Linked DNA regions of Homo sapiens: region 2 is linked to region 1. Evidence: read pairs that join two places in POLR2A ChIA-PET (ENCODE). Cell type or tissue: PC-3. All regions are shown on one strand. Each heading gives the region's core, and the rest is flanking DNA. Links, peaks and the distances in the headings are about the cores only. Region 1 overlaps LOC124904874 (a long non-coding RNA gene). Region 2 overlaps MACROD2 (mono-ADP ribosylhydrolase 2).

What was found. ChIA-PET counts read pairs that join two places held together with the same protein. Peaks named below come from ENCODE experiments on the same cell type or tissue, not always from the same donor. Only the 100,000 strongest peaks of a DNase experiment are listed, where the experiment ranks them.
Region 2: POLR2A ChIA-PET joins it to region 1 with 5 read pairs; 1 of 35 experiments calls an interaction of 5 or more read pairs at or near these places.

Annotation. Positions count from the first base shown.
Region 1 is chr20:16,198,584-16,211,393 of GRCh38, reverse strand. All of the region lies in intron 1 of LOC124904874 (a long non-coding RNA gene), which reads left to right. Among named protein-coding and RNA genes, the nearest start is that of KIF16B, 370 kb to the left of the region's middle. RefSeq lists enhancers at 3,759-4,258, 4,259-4,760. In PC-3, for the core only: no CTCF peak of the experiment used is centred there; a DNase peak (open chromatin) is centred at 5,693.
Region 2 is chr20:15,158,241-15,171,050 of GRCh38, reverse strand. The region is part of intron 5 of MACROD2 (mono-ADP ribosylhydrolase 2); the gene reads right to left. Among named protein-coding and RNA genes, the nearest start is that of MACROD2-AS1, 240 kb to the right of the region's middle. RefSeq lists an enhancer at 8,519-8,608. In PC-3, for the core only: no CTCF peak of the experiment used is centred there; no DNase peak of the experiment used is centred there; H3K27ac peaks cover 634 bases.

The DNA of each region.
Region 1 (12,810 bases), core at 4,723-7,222:
AGAAGTTAAACTGTGTTGCAATTGCAACCAAGGCTTTAGAATTGTCCCCAAATGAGTCAAGAGGGCCAGGCTTATGCACCTCCAACTCAACCAGTCAATAGATACAAGCTGACCCTAGGAAGGGGGCACAAATTTGGGCAAGGAAGCTCCTTTAGCTCACGGCAATTACTGAAGAGGCCATGGCTGGAAGCCAATAGCAACCAGTTCTCCTGGTAGCTAGAGAAATGGGTATCTCAGTCCTAAAAATGTTAGATCTGGGTGGCACATTACAGCTTCCACCACCCAGAGGTGGTATCTATTTATCAATGCATAAATGTATATCCATTTTTCTGCTCACCCATCCAACTAACCCATCCACACATCCTGTCGTTCACTCAACACACATTCATTGAACACCATGTGCTGGCCACTATCCTAGGAGTTGGGAATACATTAAAGTACAAAGCTAATGAAAGCCCTGCCCTCATAGAGGCTACATTTCAGTGAGGGAGGCAGATGCCCAATTTCAGGTAGTGACAAATGCTGTGAAGATACATAAGATGAGATAAGGAGGACAGAAAATGAGAGAGGAGGTTATTTTATATAGTGTGCTCAGGGACGAGCTTTCTGCCCAGCCTCCTTTTAAATAGTAAACTGAATGAGGTGAATCAGTGAATGGGCTAATTGGGGAAAGGATGTTCTAGGCAGAAAGAGCAGGGAATCCAAAAGTCCAGAGGCCTAACTGGGTTTGGCATGAAGGAGGAAGTGTTCGTGTGTCTGGAGTACAGGGAGTGAAGGGGAACATGATTAGAGGTGATGTTGGAAGGTTAGACAGGAGTCACATCATGTGAAGCCTTAATGGCTACAGAAAGGACTTTTGATGTGTTTCTGAGTAACATGGGCATTGGCTGCTATTGAGCTGAGGAGTGAAGTGATCGAACTTCAGCGTAAGCAGGATTACTCTGGCTGTAGGTGGGCAAGGGAGGGAGCAGGGAGACCAACCAGGAGGCCAGTTCAGTCCAGAGGACGAGTGCTGAGAGCAGAGAAGTGGCTCCTATATGCCAAGTGGCTGTTTTATTTAGTGCTTGATAAAATAAAACAAGAATCAGTTTCCAACAATGGATGAAAAACATCTGTGTTGGGCTTGTTGTGAGACAGTATACAAAGTGGTGACTTCCTAAGGGATTTTAAAGAGTAATTTTGAAAATATGCAATTTTAAGCTTATTTGCTGAATTTTAACTCCAACTCCCCAGGCGTCTGTAAGATGAGATGTGAATAAACTTCTCTTATGGCTGCCAAACCCTTGAGCGTAAGAGACTGTGCCTTTTATCTACGCATCCCAAATATTTACCATGGTGCCTGAGACTAAGATATTTAAGGAATAAATGAATGAATCATGAGAAGATGGTATGGCAAGCATTTGTCTTATGTGGACTCTCTACAGACTTGGTGCGCCCACACTGGACATTACTTTCAAGAAGAATGTGGTGATTAGAGTCTTAGAAAAAATATTATTTTCTCTGACCAATCAACATGTATTTGAAATGAAGACATTCTGGAAGTTATGTGGGATTGAAAGTTCACAATTCATATGCTCGATTTGCAACTAACAACTCAGAAAGATTTAAAGAGGCAAGAAATAATTCTTCACAGTCAAGAAGGTAGATACTTACAGCATATTATATTTTCTAAAGATTTATCCCACATGTTATTCTGCAGTGTAACTTTTCCAAACTCCCTTCCAGAGGAATAATCTACTTTGTACTCCTTTGAGTCTGGGTGTGCCCCATGACTGCTTTGACCAGTAGCACATGGCAGAGGTGATGCTGAGCCCATTCCAGGCTCAGCTTAACATGCCTGATAGTGTCCTGCACTCTTGGGTATCCCCTTCTCAGAACACAGATGCTACACTGAAACTCCCCAGCCACATTGAGGTATTTCAGTTGAAAGCTCCAGCCGAGCTGCAACATTGTCTGGCAATCGTGTGACTGGGTCATCTTGAACACTCCAGCCCAATTAAGCCTTCAGATGACTGCCACTCCAGACAAACCTGACTGCATTGCATGAGACACACCAAGTGGAAACCAGCCAGTTGAGTTCAGTCAAGCCACAGATCCATGAGCGATGATAAGACGTTATTTTAAGCTACTAAGTTTTGGGGTGGCTTGTTGCACGGCAGGAAAAATGGAATGATACCAATCATGGACACCTAATCACTTAGTGGATGTCCATGCCGAATGGAGTGAATGTCAAATCTCATTGTCTTGGGGTGGCCTGGGCCCTCCCACTTTCCACCAACTTCACAGGCCTGGCAAGGCCTGGATCTGTAGTGAGCAGCATCACAGACTCATGAAGTCATGAGTGAGCCCTAAGTGATTCTCTGCCATCATCTCCATCCCACGACACTCTCTCCTTTCCCTTTCCCTTCTTCCTGTCTGGCTCCTCACTCCTCATACAGAAGCTAGTTTTCTTCTTCCTTTATTAGCTTCTCTCCCCTGGATAATTTTCTTATACTCTTATATTTTCTCTCTTTGTTCATCCTTTCCCCTTCCTATCCCCAAGTTTTTCCCACATTTGTGGCTCATCCTCTTCTAACTTCCGTTGAGTGCCACTGTCTTCCTCTCTTTTGGGTTCACTTTGGGTGGTGGACAGCTGATGCTTTTGCCTGCCTGGCTCCTCTTGCTCTTTGTTTTGTTACCATCATAGAGGCATCCTTCCCTCATTCCACGTGATCTATGTGGGACTGTCAATCAAGCCTCCCTCCCCCTTCCCAAGCAACCTTCAATCAAAGGCACATCACGTGACCAAAATAGGCCACACTCTTCCTCCTGGGAATTTGAGTCTTCAGTGTTGTGTTGATAGAACATGGTTGGTGTTGAGTGCAGACACCGGGAGAGATCACCCATTTGTTCCTGCTGCCTAGATTTGGGGAGCTGAACTGTCTCATTCCTGTTCCCCCATTCTCCTGAGGCCTGCTTATTCATTTTTTTATTTTCTATTTTTTGCATTATAAGCTATTCTTCCAATGGGTAATTTTAAACTTGAATCAATCAGACTTATTTTCTGTTGTTTAGAACTAAAAAGTCTCAACAGAAAAATTGTCTCCTTCCTTTTCCTCATACACCTTTTATTTTCTTCTCTCATTTTCTCTCCCTCCCCATTTAGTCCTCTTACTTTATTTTTTTATTTTTATTTTTTGAGATGGAGTCTTGCTCTGTCACCCAGGCTGGAGTGCAGTGGCACGATCTTGGCTCACTGCAGACTCTGCCTCCCTGGTTGAAGTGATTCTCCTGTCTCAGTCTCCCGAGTAGCTGGGATTACAGGCATGTGCCACCACACCTGGCTAATTTTGTATTTTTAGTAGAAAGAGGGTTTCACCATGTTGTCCAGGCTGGTCTCGAACTCCTGACCTCAGGTGACCCATCTGCCTTGGCCTCCCAAAGTGCTGGGATTACAGGCATGAGCCACCGCGCCCGACCAGTTCTCTGTCTTTCTATTTATTTCTGTGCTTTTCTCTTTCTCATTATCTCTTTTCACTGATGAACATACACAAGAATTTTCTCTCACATGCACCCTTAACCATTTTGTTTTCCTCCAGGTTCTTCTTATACTTTTTAAATAATCAAATTGTTTTAAAATTAAAATCTTCTGGACCTTGCTTATGTTCAGTCAATTCCAGATGGCTCTCCTTCCCTTGCTGGTGGTCTGTGGGACTGTAATGAAACCGTGCATCTCTGTCATTATTTTTAGCTACCTGTCCCTTACAGCTCCCTCCCAGAATGTTTACCGGCTCTTCCAGAAAACAACAGTATTTTCTTGCTGCATGGCTTGGCCCCTGAGCACCAGGCCTCTCCTTCTGGGTCTGTAGTGGTGGCTTGTAGAGGGTCTCGTATGAACATGGCATATCTTTGGTGCTACTTTTTTAGGGGGTATCTTTAAACAGCCTGGCTGATAGAATTGACTCATGGAGAATATCAAGGTCCAGAGTTAAAATAACTTTGGAGTGAAAAATAGGAGATCTGGGCTCCATTCTGAGGTATGGAGCACCTGTGTCCAGGCTCTGAACCACTACATGTGCTGCCTGTCACTGGGTGCCCGTCTGCTTCTCCCCCTCTTTTATTTTCCTGCACTGGTCCTGGTCAGGGCTGTGCACAAGGGCAGGTTGCAGGCAGGGTCCTCCAGAGAAAACTGCCAGGGCCCATCTCTGAGTGACCTGTTAGGAAGGAGATGGCAAGTGGTAGTAGGGCCACTTGAGAGAGTCTGGAACTGAGGAGGTTTATAAGTAGCATGACACACACATCGTCAGTGCCCTGCCTGTATTTGCCTGCCACTCACCATTCCTGTGCATGTTAATGACGTCCCATTGCCAGCACCTGAGAAAGCCTGAGGGCTTTTGCTGGCTGCAGGTGTGTCCTTGGTCGATGTGTGGGGCAGGTCAGAGTATAGAGGAGTTCACCTGGGGGCAGCCTTTAACCAATGATGAAAGTAAGTTATTAGCTAAACACCTCAGCTCTTTAACTCCTTAAAGAGGGACCTACTCCAAGGCATGTTCTATACAGTCTCCCAGAGGTCCCCAGTGGGACTGAGCCTCATCACAGTAACTCGCACATCAAAATACCTTATATTGGCCACCTTCCCTTTCCTGTTTTACTCCCCACTCCCTACTAGTGCTTCCTGAGGTCACCCATTCCCCCGCAATAAACCATCTACACTCAAATCCTTGTCTCAGGATCTATGATCTGGGACAGGTCAATCTGATAAGGTCCTCAAACTGCACAGCCAGTGGATGACAAGTCAGAGAGAGCTCCCAGTGATGATATGGAAATACAAGTTGGCCCCTTGAGGAGTTCCTCTTTTTAAATTGGTGCCTGCATGTGTGTGTGTGTGTGTGTGTGTGTGTGTGTGTGTGTGTGTGTGTGATGATGGGCTGGGGACAGACATATGAAATTACTCTGGACTAGGGGATGGGCAACAGAAGCCCATTCAGGTTTTATTACCCATTAGCTAAACAAATCGCCGAGCTTTCTCTATCACATTGTCTTCTTAAAAATATGGCCCAGCCAGGAGCAGTGGCTCATGCCTGTAATCCTAGCACTTTGAGAGGCCGAGGTGGGTGGATCGATTGAGGTCAAGAGTTCAAAACCAGCCTGGCCAATATGGTGAAACCCCCATCTCTACTAAAAATACAAAAAAAATTAGCCGGGCTTGGTGGTGGGTGCCTGTAATCCGTGCCTGTAATCCCAGCTATTTGGGAGGCTGAGGCAGGAGAATTGCTTGAACCCAGGAGGTGGAGGTTGCAGTGAGCCGAGATTGCAGCACTGCACTCCAGCCTGGGTGATACGGTGAGACTCTGTCAAAAAAAAAAAAAAAAGGCCCAACTGGTACCATAACCTGAAAGCATTAACTGACAACTATGAACCTTTTTTTAGCCCATTGAGAAATAATTGTGGTGCTGGGGCCTTTAGGTTCCTTTACTTATTAAAGGTTCTTTTAGTTTTTATAGTAAAATAGTTTTGATAACAATTTCTAAAATGGCAGCATTATGTACTAAGCTATGGCTGTGAATAGTGCTGATTTTCAACAACTATGTTCATTATAAATTCACTGACATAAAAAGTGCCATAGTGATGAACTCGTGTGTCCTGAGCTCTGAAATCATGAAAATTTAATGGCTGCACTTCCATTGCCATGAGTCATGGTTCCATTGTTGCCATTAGTTCCTGTTTAACATGCTTGAAGCATCCTACAACAGAGCAAGCTGATCCTTTCAAGACAGCTTGTCTTTCACTGTGTTCAGGACTGGGACTTGGGGCTTTGATGTTTCCTGCATCTACCCTGCAGACCACGCTATGAGTTTTCCTACAAGGCTAAGAGGCTGTCATGAGATGCTGGGAACACCAGCTCTATTTTATTCTGGGCCTGGAGAGGGTGATGAGTTTGTTCTAAGACTCAAGATTTAGAAGCACAGATTCAGAAAATCAATGCTTTTGACTTCTTCCAAGATGATTCTGCAGAATGGGTCCAAAGAGAAGAGAGGCAAGAACAGTTGACCACAAGAAAATGTATAGAAAAGTTATATGTCATGCATGCTGCTGTGTGTTTTCCCATGATGGCCTTGTTCAATTTCCACAGAATTCCTATGTGTATATTTATTATATTCATTTTTGCAGATGAGGAAATTCAAGTTTAGAGACATAAAGTAACTTGCCTGAGATCACACCACTCATGAGCATAGAATTGGATCTCCAATTTCATCTTTTTCATCACTTTGTCTTATAGCAGTGTTTGAACATTTGAAGTTGTTGGTTTCTTCCACAGTCGCATATTCTCTTCGAACCCAAGTTTCCCCACCAGTGTAGGAGGTTGGGACAGATGCTGACTAAAGTTCCTTCCAACACTTGGATTTTATGAGGGGCTGTTAAAGGGTGAGCCTGGGCCAAAATATTCTGGGTCTTCTATTTTTCTGTTCTTATTATTGGATGAATTGACTCTGCAAAAATGAATGTAATGAATATACACATAGGAATTCTATGAAAATTGAACAAGACCATCACGAGGAAACTGCATGAGACACTTCTAAGATCATGAATTGTCTTTACAATGACTCCATTTGAAACCTCCTTTGGGAATCCACAGAGACCTCCAGCAGGGTGTTCCCAGCAAGGCCCACCTTAAGCTGGGTGACTTCTGGGGGGAAGTTTCCTACACACCACTTATTCCAGCCATGGTATGTGGGTTCTTGGCTTACTTCCCCACACAGATTCCAAAGCAGACCTGTAGAAAGCTTTCCAAAGGAGCCAATGAGGGCTTGCCTTGGAGACATTCCAAACCTGTATGCTAGAGCTTAGTGAAGGGCCACAGTAATTGTGTAGCCCTACACTTTTACAGGAGCCTGGCATGTCCACACCACTCACCTGCTGACCTCCAAGGTGTCCACTGCGCCACGGCTCTACCTAGAAACAACACAAGGCTTTCTTTGCTTTCGGTCTCTGTTTTTGCTTCCTGGCTTTAGCCCTGTCTGTAATCAGGGCTCTAAGTTTTGTTCTCCTGCTTTTGACTTTTCTCTCTTGGATATTTGTTCTGAGTCATATTTCTGGCCACTTCCATTTAGGATCATGTTGTATAGAACATTCTGCCTTTAGTCTGGTCACTTTTGACCCAGCCCACCCCCTCCTAGGAGCCCATGGGACAAGAGTCTGGTCTGGACCTTCCCCATCCTGAGTGAGATGAGTAAGTTTCAAAGCCTGTTCCAAATTGAGTCAGGAAAATGGGAAATATAGTCTGCTCTCCAATTAGAAGTGAGGTTCACAACACTATGTTGTATATATCAAAGTAGCTAAAAGAGAGGACTTCAAATAGTACCTGCTGGGCGAGGTGGCTCATGCCTGTAATCCCAGCAGTTTGGGAGGCTGAGGCAGGAGGATTGCTTGAGCCTAGGAGTTTGAGACCAGCCTGGGCAACATGGCAAAACCCCATCTCTATGAAAAATACAAAGATTAGCCGGGTGTGGTGGTGAGCACCTCTAGTCCCAGCTGCTTGAAAAGCTGAGGTGAAAGGATCACTTAAGCCTGGGAGATCGAGGCTGCTGTGAGCCGTAATTGCACCACTGCACTCCAGCCCGAGACTCTGTCTCAAAATAAATAAATAAATGAATAAATAAATAAATGGTACCAACACATAGAAATGATCAATACTCAAGGTGATGAATACAATAACACCCTGACTTGATTAGGACACACTCTATGTGTGTTAAAAACTCTCACATGTGCCCCATAAGTATGTAAAATATTACGTATCTATAAAAAAAACTAAACAAAACGAAGACATGGGAGGATAAATGTGGAGAACATAAAATGAAAAATTCACTCCTGCTAAAGTAGCAGTATACTTGGCCTGTGGCCTACTTCTGCCATATATATATTTGACCACTTTTTTCCACTGATACTGCCCAGAGGTAATGGTTTCCATTGCAATTTAACAAATTACCACAAACTTAGTGACTTCAAACAACATAAATTCATTTTCTCAGTTTCCATGGTTCAAGAGTCTGGGTATGTGTTGGCTGATTTCTCTGCTCCAAGTTTTATTGGGCTGAAGTCCAGGTGTTGGCCAGGGCCATGATTCTTGTCTCAGGCTCAGGGTTCTCTTCCAAGCTCACTGGTTGTTGACAGAATTCATTTCTTTTTGGTTGCATGACTGACTATATCCTGTATGACTGTATAGCCTCCTTGCTAGATATCAACTGGGGACCACTTTCAGTACCTAGAGGCCTCCTGCAGATCCTTGCCACATGGCCCCCACCTATAATTCACAACAGGCCTCTCTACTTTCTCTCGGTTCAGCAGGAGAATGTCTCTTTGGTGTTTCATCTTCTTATAAAGTTCCCTCTGGCTGAGTCAGGTTTACCAAGGTAATCTCTGATTAACTCAAAGTCACCATGAGAAGAGGGATGACCTAAGATTCCATTAGTGTCCTGCCTGGTGTGCATCTACAGCAGGGGCAGCTCTGGTTTTCACTGTTTGTGAGTCTTGTGTTTACTTTGGGAGTTGACACCCGAAAAATATGGAAGAAAACAGTTTTAATACGATTACTTATGGCTACTCGACACTTGATCTTGTCAGACTCATCAGCCCTTGGTTCTGCAATCAAGACTGTTATTCAACATATACAAACCCTAATTCTCACTTACCTGCTACCATTCTTCACTTGCAGTGAGGGAGGGCCACTGGCTTTGCTGTATCACATATAAAAGAGTTAGAGTTAGACCTGGGTTCTAATAGCCTCTTAAGCAGACTTTCAACGAATTCTCCTTTTCTATGTTCCACTAATAGCTCCCATTCCAAAGGCACTTGATGCAAACAATTCTTGAAACTTTGGGGAGTACTGTGATATATTTCAGGTTCTCTTTGGCTAAGGATTCAGATTTGTAGATTTAATTAACATCAACTCATCTGCTTTCAAGATTCCTACATTTTGTTTCTGTTGAATTATCTTATTTCCTTTCTGTTTCAGTTTGGGGAGGAAAGGGATCTAAAGGAGTACACTCCATGTACCATCCTTTTTTTCCATAAAAATTCTATATATTTAAGATTTACAGCTTGATGGTTTGACATACATATACATAGTAAATGCTTACTATGGTCAAGCAAATGAACATAGTATGTGTGTCATCTTTAATCAGAAGCCTGCTAATTTCATTCTTTGACTATTAGTGATCCATGAGTGACAGAGATGCAGCACAGCACAGAGGAGAATGGAGTCACTGGGAGTTTGGCGATCCAGCTTTGATAAGAACGAGGTGCATAACCTTGAGCAAGTCATTACCTCTTGTTGACTTTTACTTTCTGTTTCTGTGAAATAAGGCATTGAATTAGATAACCATGAAAGCACCATCAATGATTCTACGTGGTCCCTCCATTTTGCAGGATTCTGAGTTGATCAAGTCAACTTCTTTTCTTTAGTGAGTCAAATAAAAGTTTTGAGTGTAAATATAGCATTTTAGTTAGTTTTCTATCACGGTGCACACAGTAGGACAGGGGTCAAAGTAGGTTTCTGGCCAAGATGCCCATATCTGGAGGATCATCCCCAGACTGAATGTCCCAGCATTTATGCCACATGGAAACCTATGCCATTTTTGAGATGATAATGTTTGTTAGGAAAACGAAAGTTAGGCACACCCATAGGTGCTTTGTCATTTCCATAGCTTTTTCCTGGTTCCACGTTTGAAAGACAATTAGGAATGGAGGCATCTCAGCCAGTGTCTAAATCTTGCTGTTGATACAACTCTGATGAACAGACGAACACCAGGGTCCTTGGTCTCATGTCGATTTATACAAAACAACAGACACACGTGGAGTGGTTTAAGGAGCACAGAGTTTAATAGGCAAGAAAGAAGGAAGAAGCTCCCCTGCACAGAGACAGAGGGAGAGGGGCTCCAAGCCCAGAGAGGAAACCCTGAGTGCCACAGAAAACAGCCAGTTATATGAGGAAGCTAGAGGAGGTGGTGTCTGATTTGCATAGGACTCAGGGGATTGGTTTGACCAGGCATGTCATTCACGTAGCCTGTGAAAAAACTGGCCCTCCCATCCTAGCCTTTCAATATGCAAAATCAGGTTGCCATTTTGTTCTATACACTGGGTATTTGTGGGGGCAGCCATGTTACCAGGCACATGTGGGGGCAAGAAGAAGATGCAGGAACCGCCATATTTGGCTGGACCCAGTTTCTAATGGCCTGCATTTGCACATTAAAGCTTGCTGGCCCTGGCTGGGGGTGGTGGCTCACGCCTGTAATCCCAGCACTTTGGGAGGCGGAGGCAGGCAGATCATGAGGTCAGGAGATCCGACCATCCTGGCTAACACGGTGAAACCACGTCTCTACTAAAAATACAAAAAAAAAAAAAAAAAAAAAAAAAAAAAAATTAGCTAGGCGTGGTGGCAGGCGCCTGTAGTCCCAGCTACTCGGAAGGCTGAGGCAGAAGAATGGCGTGAACTTGGGAGGTGGAGCTTGCAGTGAGCCTGGATCGCGCCACTGCAACTCCAGCCTGGGCGACAGAGCCAGACTCCATCTCAAAAAAAAAAAAAAAAAAAAAGCTTGCAGCCCAGCTCTTAGTGCTGGGGCTTTCCTGAAGCCAAGGAAACGTTGTCCTGAAGACAAGAAACGTTTCTGGAGCTGCTTTAAAAGAAACCAAAACTTCCCAAGGATCCCTTTTCCTCTCTATCTGCCTAAAATAATGTCTTAGTAACTCTAATGCTGTGGTATAGGTTAGAGCATGATGATGGCCTATTTCTGGCCAGGACTGCCATGTACCAGGGTTGATGGCTATAGCTGTCCTGATGAACTTGAGAAAAATACCTTTATTCTTAGGTCTAAATGTTGCAGTCTGGCAAATGAGACTATTTGTTGTTTTATATGGGCTCCTACAAGACCAATTTATAATAAATAATATAATAAATATAGTATTTGAACTCCTTGGGAGAAAAGCAGATTATTTGTTTCACTGTGTGTGTATCTGCCTATCACATATGTGTGTGCACATAGGTATACACATATACAGAGACACACATTTACACACATATACATATGTGTGCAGTATGTGTGTACATACTTATAAGAATCAGACCCCTCTGGACATGTCTGATGAGCTGTGTCCTGCCCAGTGTCAGTTTCACTGAGCATCCCACCCCCCTCCCAAAGGAGCAAGGAGATGGGTGAAGGGACCCCTATATATCACTCATCTCCTCCCAAGACTCACAAGAAGCATGAGACCTGGGGAGACCCAGCAGTGGTGGCAGGGCTGCTGGGGTACCCAGGCAGTAAAGTGTGCCACAGATTGAGGTGTGGGCTATGTCCCCTGCTTTCTCTCAAGAGAAAGCTGGGCATGACTGCAGCACATTGGAAGACCACTGTGAAGTCACAATGATGTCCGGTGCCTCGCAGTTAGGGAAGGGAGCCTAAAGAAAGAGAAAAGGAAAGAGATGGCAGCCTCCATGTGGTAGCTGACTGAATCAGGATGAGGGGCTTCCAAAATTACCTTAAGAGCTTTGAGGAGGGTCAGAATTAATTTTCTTTTTTATTAATATTTTCCTTTTTAAAAATTCAATCATTAGAGGCAAAAGCCAATAAAACACAAAGTATATCATTCCTTGGGGCTTCCGTGAACATTCCATCACCTTAAAGGGTGATGATCAATCTGTCACCCCAAAGGTACCCCAATCCCTAGAACATTTGGATATGTTATGTTTCATGGCAAAAGGGAATAAGGTTGCTAAGAAGCTGACCTTAAAATAGAAAGACTAGCATGGATTACCCAGGTGGGCCCAATGTAATCACAATCACTCTTAAAAGAGGAAAAGGGGGAAGAGTGGATTGGAGAGATGTGATGTGGGAAGAACCCAACCCATATTGCTGGTTTGAAGATGTGGGAAGGGGGCCTGAGCCAAGGGATGCAGTAGTCTCTAGAAGGTGGGGATGGCCCTCAGCTTACAGTCAACAAGCAAATGGAGACCACAGTCCTACAACCACAAGAAACTAAATTCTGCCAACAACCCCAATGAGCAGGAAACCAATGCTCCCTGAGAGACTCCAGAAAGAAATACAGCCTGCTGACATCCTAATTTCAGCCTGGTGAGACCCCTGCGGGACTTCTGACCTACCAAACTGTAAGACAATTGGTCTGTGCTTCTCTAAGCCACCAAATCTGTGGTTATCTGTTAAGGTAGCAATAAAAACTTATATGATAATCAAAATGTCTAGGCCCAAATGGTTCAATTCTCTCATCTTTAAACACTCTTCAGAGTTGCTCTCAACTCTAAAAAATCTCTCTCTACTTTTTTATTCTTTTATTCAAATAGGAACTTGAAAATATATTTCTCTCATGTCTTGCTTTCATTCAGCAGTTGCTGGAAAATTGACTTTTTATTTATTAGTTAAAATTTTTTTACCAACATATTTTGGCACTTTTTCATCTTGGATTTTTTTTTGTTACAACCTTAAAAATGGAAGTACAAATAATGAGTTGTTTTGACCTATCATGTGGCAAAGGTAAAAGATGTATAATACGAAGTATGGTATGAAGTGTTGAGTGTGAAGGGAAAAGGCACTTCTATACATTGTTAGAGGGACTATAAACCTACAAAGTCTTTTGGGTGATATGACAGTATTTTTATTAATAAAAAGATGACTTTCTTATGACCTCAGGATATGCACAAAGGTAAGCATGTCTATTCTGACATTGTTTGAGATTGTGTTAAACTGGAAACCTAAATAAACTGCCAAAAAAGCAGACTGGAAGAATGACACCGGGAGGAGGGGAGGAGTAGGGAAATGAAGA
Region 2 (12,810 bases), core at 6,727-9,226, 1.0 Mb after region 1:
CTTAGGGTCCTACTTTACTCTAGCTTAGGGTCTCTGAAATTTTCCATGGTCTTAGATGACAGCGACCGCCCTGCCATACTGAGTAAAACTTTCCACCCAGGCTAACTGCCTGGTGCTCAACAGCCCTGCCAATCTCTCTCTCTAAGCTGGGCAGCCAGCAGTGGGTTGGTGTCTAGGTGTTCAGCACCATGTTAATGCTGGAACACTTGGTATTTTCAACTCTTCAGCAGCTTTTCTCTGGGGAAGCTGAAAAGCCTTTGCTAACCCTAAAGTTTCTTCCCTGTGACAACTGAAAACACTGTTCTTTGGGGCTTGTACTGTGTCACATGGCTGTGCAGGAATTGCATTTCCCAGAGTCCCCCAACTTAAATGGCTCTGGTTTGAGTTGGCCAGAGTATGAATCTGTGGGAGCTCTGAGGATGAATTGGTGCAGCTGCCCTTGCTCTCTTCAGGTGGTCATGGTCCTGGTCAGAGATGGTGAGGAGCCAGCATGTCCTAACTCTCCCTGTGCACAGCCAGCTCTTCTTCCAGACCTCTAGGGCTGCTGACTACCAGGCCCACCAGACCCATCATCAGATGCAAGCACAACAGTTCCTCTGCAGTTTCTCTCCAGAAGCTGGTCCTACCTGACTTCTCATTTATCCTTGTAGGCTTCAGTGCTTCAGAAGGGTAGGTAGTGACTTTTCTCTGATCTCCCTATGCTATGCTTTAATCTCTACTTCTCTACCTTCTCAAATATTGTATGACTTCTTAGGTCACTAGTAAGTCCCTTATTGCATAATATTCATGTGGTTTTTCTTCCTAAATTGAACCCTGAACAATACATGCTCTATTATCCTGAAAAAAGAATTCAGCTTTATCTTCAATTTAGGAATTTAGGAAAAACTAGATAGTTATAAATTAGCAAGCTAACCTAAAGAGTTGTTGAGTTTTGAATAAATTACAAGAATAAACCTTAACTGTACTTCCAATTCTATTAACTACTGATTACCATCTGGCTTGTAAGGCAACATGGCCGTGTTTTGCATGTTGCTTTCTTTGGGCAGCAAAAGCATAAAACTAACAGAGAGATAGATTGATCTTAATCCCAGTATTCCAACAAAGAAGATTATGTTGATGGATATAACTAACCTAAGTAAAATACAGTGACAACAAAACCATCATAGAAAATAGGAAAGTCATCAATAAATAACAAAGTTCACTGATACATTCATCTTCATTAAAAGACCAGAATTGTCTCTGAGGGAAATGCCCACATCTGATAAAAGGAAAAAAAAAAGCTTTCAGGTCATTTGTGCCTATCATCAATAAAGCATCTTGTAATTTTGCTAAAAGTGCATAGCAATAAAAAGACAGATATACTGGAACAGGACATATGACTAAAACTACATCAGTGGTCATTAAGTAAAGACAACTTGATTTTTTTCTTCTTAGAGAAAACTAGACAATTTCCTTGCTTAAATCCCTCTGCAATAACTGGGTCATCCCAGAGATGTGCTAATTCTTTTAATTCTTGCAAATAAATGTCTTGTACCCTGATAGTGGCTGGTGCAGTTACTTCCTTCAAGAAAAACGGTGGCCCCTTAGCCAAGAACGTGGCTCTGTTAATGAACTCTAGCAATCCAGAGGCCAAAAAAGACTATAAAAACTGAAAATCTCCAGCTTATTTTCAGCTTACTGAAAAGTATTGCACTTCCTTTCACTTGAGTAGCTCAAGAAATAGTCCTCCACTCCTCTTCCCCTCCATCTGATGTCATGCTGAAGAACTTTATTCTTAAAAAAGTTGGGAAAAGAGAAATAGAATGCATTCTTAGCATGAAATACAAACACAAGCTACTTTTGTTCATCTTCCTGAGCTGCTTTTTTAACTGTGGTGAAATATACATAACATAAAATGTACCCTTTTAACCAATTTTAGGTATACAGTTTAGTGGCATTAAGTATATCACTATTATTGTACAACAATCATCACCATCTGTCTCCAGAACTTTTTCATCTTCCCAAATTGAACTCATACCCATAAATAATAACTTCCCATTATTCTGTCTCTCCAGCCTTTTTAAACCACCATTCTACCTTCTACCTCTATTAATTTGACTACTCTAGATATCTCATATTAGTAGAATCATATGATATTTGTCCTTCTGGATTTGGTTTATTTCACAAAACATAATGTTTTCAAGGTTCATTCATGTTCTAGCATATATCAGAATTTCATTTTTTTCTTTTGTTCAAGAGATGGAGTCTTGCTATGTTGCCTAGGCTGGTCTCAAATTCCTAAGCTCAAGCAATCCTCCCACCTCTGCCTCCCAAGTATCTGGGACTACAGGAACTCACTATCACACCTGGCTCATTCTTTTTATGGCTAAGTAATATTTCATTGAATGTATCTACCACATTTTGTTTATCCATTCATCTGCCAATGGACATAGCAGTTGTTTCCACCTTTTGGCCTTTGTGAATAATGCTGCCATGATCGCTGGTGTACAAGCATCTGTTCGAGTCCCTGCTTTCAATTCCATCTTTCTGAGTTTTTAAATGATGGAAATAATTCATGTCAACACACACACACACACACACACACACACACACACACACACACACACACATCCCACAATGTGGAGAGAGGAAGAGGCTTTTAGCTGACCATGTCGGCAAACTTTTGGCAGCACAGAAAGTGTATTCATCCTTGGCATAGGATCCTAGGATCCTAGAATGCCCTCGATTTATATGTATTAAAATCAAGAGGCCCAGGGAAAGTAAGTGACTTACCTGAGGTGACAGAGAAATAGTCAGTGCCGTCTCCAAGGTCAGAACTGCCCAGAATCTCTTGATTTTTAGCCCAGTGATCGCTCCACCACATCACGCTGATGTGAAGTATTATTGTTTAGTCCCTCCAGGCTTTGAGCAAGGAGCTTTGCTAGTAACATAAACACCACTCTTACACACCCCACGGTCATGCTGGCTTTTATAAGAATTATGTATTTCAAATGCCAGTTTACCTAGTCATGCTATTTATTATTTCTACTTTTGTTTTATGATTGAGAGAGGTGTGGGGACAGAGGAAAGACCTTGTATACTTCGTATCTAATTTTACATATTCCACATACATTCTGCCAGTGCTTATTTTTCCAGATTTTGTGGTCTCTGCAAAGGTAAAAAGATGTCCTGCTCTCAAGAAGAATACAACCTAATATTTCTGAATGTGAAATTCTGTTCCTGGTAGACTCATTTACTTCAATATCTCTACTCACGGTTTAAAGAACATCAGGTTGTCAGAACTGGTGTGTTTGTAAGAAAAAACCTGGGTGGGTGGAGCCATGAGGATAAACTGAGTGAATTATATTTTTTGCACTTTGAACTTCTAGTCCGTGAAGAGCTGGGAATCATTTCATGCCTAAAGGGTCTGCTCTGACCTTTGATATAGAATTTCAGAAGGTATAATGTAATTATAGTAGATAATGAGAGCAGGGGAGGCCTCTGAAGAGCAATTGTAAAAAGCATATTTTTTTGAGTAGGTTTTAAAGACAAATGTAAACCTCTAACTTCCTAATTTTTTGCTGATCTCTTCTGGGATGTATGACTGAATACAGCGAGGAGGAGGAAGAATAAAATGTTCTGGAACCAGAGCATTCCACTTAACAGTGCTTTGCAGGAAACAAGGTTATCTTAAATTTCAACATTTACCAACTAATGCTAAGTAGGGGTTATGAGTTTTCACAAATACAGATAAAGCTAGGATGATTAAAAGAGCACTATTAAGAGAAGTAAGTAGTTGCCTGAGATATACAATACTTTGGTTATATTCAGAAGTGTTATAACGTTTACTTCACTTTTACACACTTCTTGTATCTTTAAAAGACTGTTTACACTTTTTTTGGTAATGTATAGAAACTCAATGTATTTTTTGTGTTTTAACCCAGAAACTCTGTTGAACTTTCTTAATAATTCCAGTAATTTTTCTGAAGATTCTTTTTGCTCTATGTAGACAATAAGTTCATCAGAGAATAATTTTAGTATTTTTCCCCTAAATTTAAATACTTAAATTTAATAATTTCATACTTAAATTAAATACTTAAATTTAATACTTAAATAATTTAATACTTAAATTAAATACTTAAATTTAATACTTAAATTAAATACTTAAATTAATACTTAATACTTAAATTTAATAAGTTAATACTTAAATTTAATAATTTAAGTATTAACTTAAAACCTTCATTTCTGTTTCTTGAAATTATTTGCTAGCTAAGACCCACATCATAATCTTGAATGGCTTTTTTTCTGATTTTTAAAGGAAAGTCTTGTAATGTTTCAACAGTAAATATTTAAGACTAAATAAATACCCTTAATCTAGTTAAAGAAGTTCTCTTTTATCTGTAATTTGTTTGAAATTCTTAAAAAAATGCATAGATTGTTGTATTTTATACTTTTTTTTTGTTTCTATTGAGATGATCTTATACTTTGTCTCCTTTAAATTATTTTAAGCATAAATCTCTCAGTCTGTTCAGGCTATTATAACAAAGTAGCATAAACTGGTGACTTATAAACAATGGAAATTTATTTTTTACATTCTTCAGGCTGGAAGAGATTAAGATGCCAGGCTGCTTGGGTTCTAGTGAGGGCCCTCTTCTAGGCCCTCTTGAAGGCCTAACTTCTTGCATATTCACATTTCAGAAAAGAGAGAGCCTTCTGTGGTCTCTTTCATAAGGGCATTCATCTCACTCATGAAGCCTCCACCCTCATAACCTAATCACCTCCCAAAGGCTTTAATTCCTAATACCATTACATTGGGGCTTAAGGTTTCAACACATAAATTTTGGAAGTACACATTCAGTCCACTGTAGTAAAATCCAGTGATTTTTTAGGAAATTTACAGGGTTGTCCAACCAATCTGGTTTTAGAACATTTTATCACTCCAGAAAGATCCTCCGTGCCCATTTGCAGTCAATACCTGTTCCTACCCCCAGCTGCATGCAAGAAACCACTATTCTGCTTTGGATACGTCGTTTATAAATATTTCGCATCAATAGAATCATGCAATATGTAGCCTTTTGCATCTGGCTTCTTTCACTTAGCGTAATATCCTTGAGGTTCATCTATGTTGTAATATGTATCCATAGTTTCTTCCTTTTCATTGCATTTACCAGTTGATTGATAGACATTTGGACTGCTTCTAGTTTGAGCATATTATTTTGAATTTTTGATACGGTAAAATTATTTAATATATTTCTTAATGTTAAAAAAACCCTTATATTCTTACACTTTTCATTTCTTGCACTGCCTTTGTTGGGTTTGGGCATGAAGATTATATTGGCCTCTTAACATAAGTTTGGAAACGTGCATATTTTTGGAATGATTTTATGAAATAATCCTGAAATGATTTTGAAAGTTTGGTAGAAATTGCCTGCGCATAATAAGTGTCACTTTGTTTGGGGAAAGTTTTTGTACTACTGAATTAATTTGTTTTATGGTTACAAAACCAGATACAATAATTCTAAGTCACAATTGGTAAATTACACTTTTTTCCCCAAGGATCCTATTTGTTCATCATATCTAAGTTTCCGAATTTATTTGTGTCTAGTTGTTCTTTTTTAGATGCAGTTTTGCTCTGTCACCCAAGCTAGAGTGCAGTGGCACAATCTTGGCTCACTGCAACCTCTGCCTTCCAGGTTCAAGCCATTCTCCTGCCTCAGCTGCCCAAGTAGCTGGGATTACAACTGCACACCACAACACCTGGCTAATTTTTGTATTTTTAGTAGAGATGGGGTTTTACCACGTTGGCCAGGCTGGTCTCGAACTCCTGACCTCAGATGATTCACCTGTCTCAACCTCCCAAAGTTCTGGGATTACAGGCGTAAGCCACCGTACCCAGCCGGTGTCAAGTCTTTCTTACCTTTATATGTGAAATGTTTTTGTCGCTTGTTTTCATTTATATTTTAATTTTCACTCCTATTATATATATATTTGTTGATCAATCTCAGCAGATATTTCATTGCTATTTCTAAGGAAACAACTTTTTTGTTGAATTGTGGCCTCTGCAATTTTCTCTATAGTTTGTTATGACTTCAGTAATTTCTACCTCTTATTCTTTCTTCCTTCTAGCTCATTTATGCTGATATTGATATTTTTACGGCTTATTTATTTTTTTAGAGACAGTCTTGCTCTTTTGCCCAGGCTGGAGTGTAGTGGCCTGACCACAGTTCACTGCAGCCCCTAACTCTTGGGACCAAGTGATCCTCCTACCTTAGCCTACAAAGTAACTGAAACTACAGGCACAAGCCACCATGCCTGGCTAACTTTTTTAAATTATTTTTTGTAGAGACAAGGTCTTGCTATGTTGCCCTGGCTGGTTTTGAACTCCTGGCCTCAAGTGGTCCTCCTGTCTTGGCCTTCCAAAGTACCAGCATTACAGGCATGAGCCACCATACCCAGCCTGTTACTTCTTCAATTAGCCTTACACCTCATTAATATTCAATCTTTATTTTTTCTAATATAGCATGTAAAATTAAACATACACCTTGATTGCATCTCAAGGATTTTAATATGTACTGATTTTATTATGATTCAGTTCTAAGTGTTTTTAAATTTTTATTATGATTTTTAACCAATAAATTACAGTTGTTCCTGTCTTTGTGGGGTTGGTTCAAGGCCTCTCTCCTTCCCACCTTCTCATACCAAAGTCCACAAATGCTGAAGTCCCTTATAAAAAATGGCATATTAGAAAATAATGTACACACATCTTCCTGTATACTTTAAATCGTCTCTAGATTTCTTATAATACCTAATACAATGTAAATGTTATTTAAATAGCTGTTATGCTGTATTTTTATTTGAATTATTTCTTATTGTAACTTTTGTTTTATTTTTTTAAAATATTTTCTATCCACAGTTGATTAAATCCACAGATGTGGAACCCACAGATATGGAGGGCTCACTGTATGTCCTTTGAGTATTAAATTTTGCGAAATAACAATTGTTATTTTCTCTGATTTTTTTTCTTAACATTGATTGCCATCAGACACACTATGTATTTTATTTATTTACTTTACTTTTTGTCTGCCTCCCCCAGTAGAATGCAAGTGTCCTCAGAAGGATTTTTGTCTGTTTCATTCACTGTGCTATCATTTTCAGTGCCTAAAGAATTGCCCAGCATATAATGGGTTTTGATAAATATTTATTGAATGATGACATATGAAATACATTGGACTTTTCTCTATGGCCTATAACATGAGTCAGCTTTTTCTGTAAAGGTTTACATAGTAAATATATCAGGCTTTGTGGACCACATGTGGTTTCTGTCATACATTGTCTTTTTGAAAAAAATTTACAATCCATTAAAAATGTTAAAAAAAAAAAGGTTTTAATTTGAGGGTCATACTCAAACAGGACATGAGCTGGATTAGGTCTGTCAGCCATAATTTGCTGATCCTTGGCCTAGAATATGGTCAACTCTTATGACTATTCAATAAATCCCAGAAAATATTAATTTCTAATTTTGAAGATCAGGTTTCTATACTTATGTAAATTACAAGCTTGTTAATTGTACTATTCAAAGCTTCTAATTTGTTGTATTAGATTTACCTCTTAATTAGTGAGAATGCTATTTCTAAATCTCCTACTAAAATTATAGACTTGTTCATTTCTTCTAACAGTCATATCAATCTTTGATTGTCTAATAACATCATATCTTTTTAAATAGTATTTCTGACAAATCTTGTAAATAGTATAAAGTTCTTTTTTTTTCCTGAATAGTTTAATCTTCTGATAATCTCTGTATTTTAACCAGGGAAATTAGTCTTTTTATGCTTATGGTGATAATTGAGGTAGCTAAACTATATGTCTTTTCATTTTTATTTTCTCTTTTTTCCAGTCTTATGTCTTTTCTTTGGATTCACTGATTATCCCTGACCCTATTCTGTTCAATTCAAACTTAAAATTCATGTTATAGTTTCAGTGTTTACTAGACTTTACAGATTATTTTAATCTCCTTGTAAACAATATAAGGGCTTTAAAATGCTTTAACTTAGATCATCTACCTTTCAGCTTACCTGCCATGGTATTCTGTTTATTTGTTGTATCTAATTTGTTTAATGCCAAATTTAATGTTTAATGCATATTATTTTATACAGTCATGTTTATTTACACTTGATTTCTCCTTTGTTATCACCAAGCTTTCTTGTCTTATAAACCTCTTTGATATTATTTCAATTATTGTGTTTCTCCCTGAATGCATGCTATATTAGGAAGAACTTGTTGATTATAAACTTACCCAGTTTTTGTTAATCTGAAATCATGCTATTTTATTCTTGCTCTTAAAAGATAACTTTTCTACATACACAAATACGTATTGAGAGTTATTTTATCTAAGCATGTTTCCTCCACACAGCATTTACTGTTGCTTCTGTCAGTTGCCAGAGGGTAGTTCCAAAAAAGAAATCATTTTTATTTCTGTGCTAAGGGTTTGAACCACAAAGCCACAGAAGCAATGTCGATAGTTACAAATCCTCAAGAAGAATTCTGAGTTTTAGTTCTACTTTCATTTTCCATTTGTAGTAGTCATGGACATAGCCAGGTTTTATGACATCTCTCTTTGCTGGCAGGTGGATTTTTTTCCTGGACCACCCTTTCACCACGAATATAACCTTCTTAGTGTCTAACTTTATGCAAACATCTCAGATTCAAACGTATCTTTGTCCAGGTTCAAGGTCTAGTCTTCCATTTTCTCTTATGGCTATTAATTTTCACAATGCCTTCAAGTCATCCTGAGCCTCAGCTCTTACTTACCACTCCTACCACTCCTCTTTCTGCTCCTAGTCCTTTTTAAAAAACAATACAATACAAAACAAAAACAAAAACTTGGGGATCTCCTTTACTTTCTTGAAAGCGCAGCAAGTCATTCAAATGTCCGTTATTACTCAGCTTCTAGGTAGTTTTCAGCTGTAAGACTCTTCACGATATTTAGTCCCTTCTACTGTTAGAATAGTAATCTGTATTTTATCTTCTTTATTTCTAAGATGGTTTTTAATTAACCCCATTAAGCCATTTTAATACAATACAACACCTATATCGATTGATTGATTTTCATCTTATCAACATCTAAAAAGTGCATTTGTTTTGACTTCTAGTCAGGATTAAATTCCAAACTGCAGGGAGAGATAAATTCAATAAAGTATCTTATTTTGATTTTGACTTTGATTCTTCTGAATGTTGAGTGATTAATTCTATGCTTTGTTTAAACATTGATGAGGAAACTCCTCATTTCTGCATCTACGTAGAAATTAAGTGTAGCTGACAGGTTCCAGAGACAAGCATTCTAAACTGGATTTTCTTCTTTTATTGAATATACCTTTGTCTCTTGAGAAAATAAAATGTAAATTAGTGAGATAATGCAGCTGAACCAGCATCCAGATGGTGTTTTTTAGAAGAAAATCGTAATTTACTGGATTTTTTCTTCTCTTCTATACTAAGCCATATGCTTATTACAGCTTCTTTGTATATTTACTAGTAGCCCACTTAGAATGGGCAGTATGTACAAATATTATGAGATTCCTCTTGATCTAAGATCAGAAGAAACACACGAAGATTTTAACTAGAGTTAATAGTACATGAACACTTTTAACCAGTGTGTAGGAGGTAATATTTTATTAATTATACTATATTATATTACATTATTATATGTTATTACAATTATTTATTAATAATTTTCATATTATATAAATATAACTCAAATTATCGTACTATAATAATATAACTTGATTTAGGTCCAGTTTGTACCATTCCCAAAAGACCTGCAAATGATTTTTTTATTGAGCATATTATGTCCTCAGTTGTGTTAATCATTTTCAGATTTATCTAATTTAATTCTTGTTACAGCCAGCTGAAGATTAGTCCCATTGTATATATGTAGAAACTGAGACTCAGAGAGGTGAACTGACATGTCCAATCCACATGGCAATGAGGCAAAACCAGGATTTAAAGGTGAACTATCTAATAAAAACTTCTACTGCTCCTTACACCTTATGACATTTTCATCAATTGTATAACAGTGTGCATGCACATGCATATGTGTGTGTCATCCACTCCTTGATCCATGTTAACTTCCTGCAAAACTTCTATCTCTCTAGTAAAAAAAATAATCAAAATAATTTACAAAGATAGGTTCTGGGCACATGGAATTAGCTATCATCTGCTCAAATTAAGCACAGATAATTCAGTAATTGTTTCCTGAAATTGTTGCAGATCAGATTAGGAACTAATAATTTATGTATCCAGAAAAAAATGGACCCAATTTCAAATACATATTTAAAAAATACTATTAGATCAAGGGATATAATGGGTTAAGTCAGTTTTTCTACTGATATTTTCTCCTTATCCAAACTGAAAAGCACTGGGGGCAGATAGTGGGGAGAGGATATGGGTGGAAGGGTGAAGGTAAATGGGATCGTGTCTATTTTTCTCCTGTTTATGCCTGCCATAGAATAGGAGGTCATTAATTTTTTGAATAAATAAATGATTCATAGGTGTGACACTAAAGGAGGTCTTATAAAAAGTAGGGTCAAAGGACAAATATGACTAGTACTTCTTCAGAAAATGTGTGTTCTCTACTATACTCTCCAAATAAATCAAACTTGAAAAGTTGCCGAAATTGCAATAGAGTGGTTTCTACAATGTTTTTAGTTGAAACTTTGGAATTGTTGTCTACAGCTCCTTTGCCCTCATATCAAATCGCTATGATAGTTCACCATTTCTTGTTCCAGAATCTCTCTTACATTCATCCTCTTTCTCCATTCCACTGCCAGTGCCCAAGCTTGGGGGTTTCTCTTCTTAATGCTCTCCTGGATAATTGTAAGAGCCTCCTTATCGTCACCGTCCCATCTTTTTCAACCACCTTCAACACACCCTGGCCAAATATTAAGGGGTTCCAATTGTCTCTGAAATACAGTTTGAACTTTACAAGGGTATCAGTGACTTTCCATGCCCTGTCTCCATTTACATTTCTAACATAACTCTTACCTGCACCTGTCATGAACATTTTGTTCCTATTAAGCCATTGGGCTTAGTCTCTGAGAACACTCTAAGCAGTTCTCATTTATTTTATTTTCCTGAAATACCTCTCCTTCCTCAGTATTTTCCTGGGAAAGTCAACTCAAACGCCCCAAGATCCAACCTCTCCCACTGCGCTGAGAATTTAGCATCTTCCTCTCCTGCTCTCCAACAGTGCCTTGCTTGTACTTTACTAGGCTAATAGTGCATATTTTTATTGTGTGTGTGTGCCCATGCGTGTGTGTGTGTGCCCATGTGTATGTGTGTTATACCACCTCTACTAGATTATAAACTCCCTTAGGATAAGGGAACTAGACTGCCCAGTGCTGTGCATGGCAGGAAAAAAAATCATTCTCCCATATCAACCAAAAACCAATCAATCAATCTCCTTACATAATTAGAGTTTGTGAAATAAATGATTGTCTGCTCCTTCCATTTGGTCTTCCTCAAAATAAAGCAAACCATATTTTTATTCTTATCTTCCAAAAAAAGTGGATTACCCTTAACTTTACCCTCTGTCAAAGAGTATATTTCAATCACTCTAGTTCTACATCAACATATAGAGTTGCATATTTTTGAAAAACCAAGATAGAAAATTCCAAGAGTCTTGATTGAACTCTTATTTCTGCAAAATTTCCAGAGAGTCATATGTTTGACAAAACTGACTACACACAAAGAGAGGGAAAAAAAGGCAGAGAATGAACCTAAATCAGAAGAAAATAGGGGAGAAGAGTTTTCCTAAAGGTCATACTTTCGTTATACAACAAAAGACACATTTTTCCCCCAGTGGCTTTACCCTTTTTGTTTTATGAAAAATAAGAGAAAAATGAGATTCTAGAAAAGAATTTTTTTGTATTCTATGATTAATAGGGTTTGAAACGTAATAAAATTATGTTACAAGTACAGTTTGAATATTGCATTCAATCTCTCTATATACATATATTAAAAAGGAAGAAGAAATTTCCTCTTTAACTTTGTGGGTAGAAACACAATGTATTGCAGATACTGGCCTATGCATTTGAGGGAGAAAAATACATTGGATTGGCAAGAAATGGAGATTAAAGGAAAAGAACAGAACCATGGTCAACATCTTCAGATTTCCTGGTGATAAATGTGTATTCAATACATAACTCCTTGTCATCCTGTAACTGAGACGTCAAAGCTCTTGAATTACTTTATATTCCATTAGTGTCTATTTTGCAGTCTACTCAACAAGTTAATGATCTTTTCATAGGATTTCTGAATTATGGACTCAGGAAAACAGACAAACCAGTAGCTATCCTTCAAGAAAATGACTAATATTGCCGGAACTGAGTATGAGATTTTCATTTGCTTTGCAAACAGGTGACAAAGGGCCAAGGACATCTATTGAAATGAACTCAGCACAAACACAAATTGAAGATAATGTCATTGACCTCCTAATCTCTCTATTTTCACTACACACTTCTGCTGTGGTAGAGTTAAAAGATTTGTACTTGAAAGACCCTATTTGAATTTAGCCTGCCTTTTACTAAATTTTGAGGTGTGTGAAAAGAACAGAGTTTCTCTGTGGTATTCAATTTTCTCACCTGTAAAATCAGGAAAAAAATGTTAACTATCACTGGAGGATTTTGTGGGGATAAGATGGGAAACACATATGCAAAAACATTTTCTAAACTGCGAATGCTGATTGCTATTATTATTACTACTGCTATTGGTATTATTACAATCATAATTACTGTCTTATCATTTGAATTACTTTTAACAAAGAGGAAGAGATGCCTA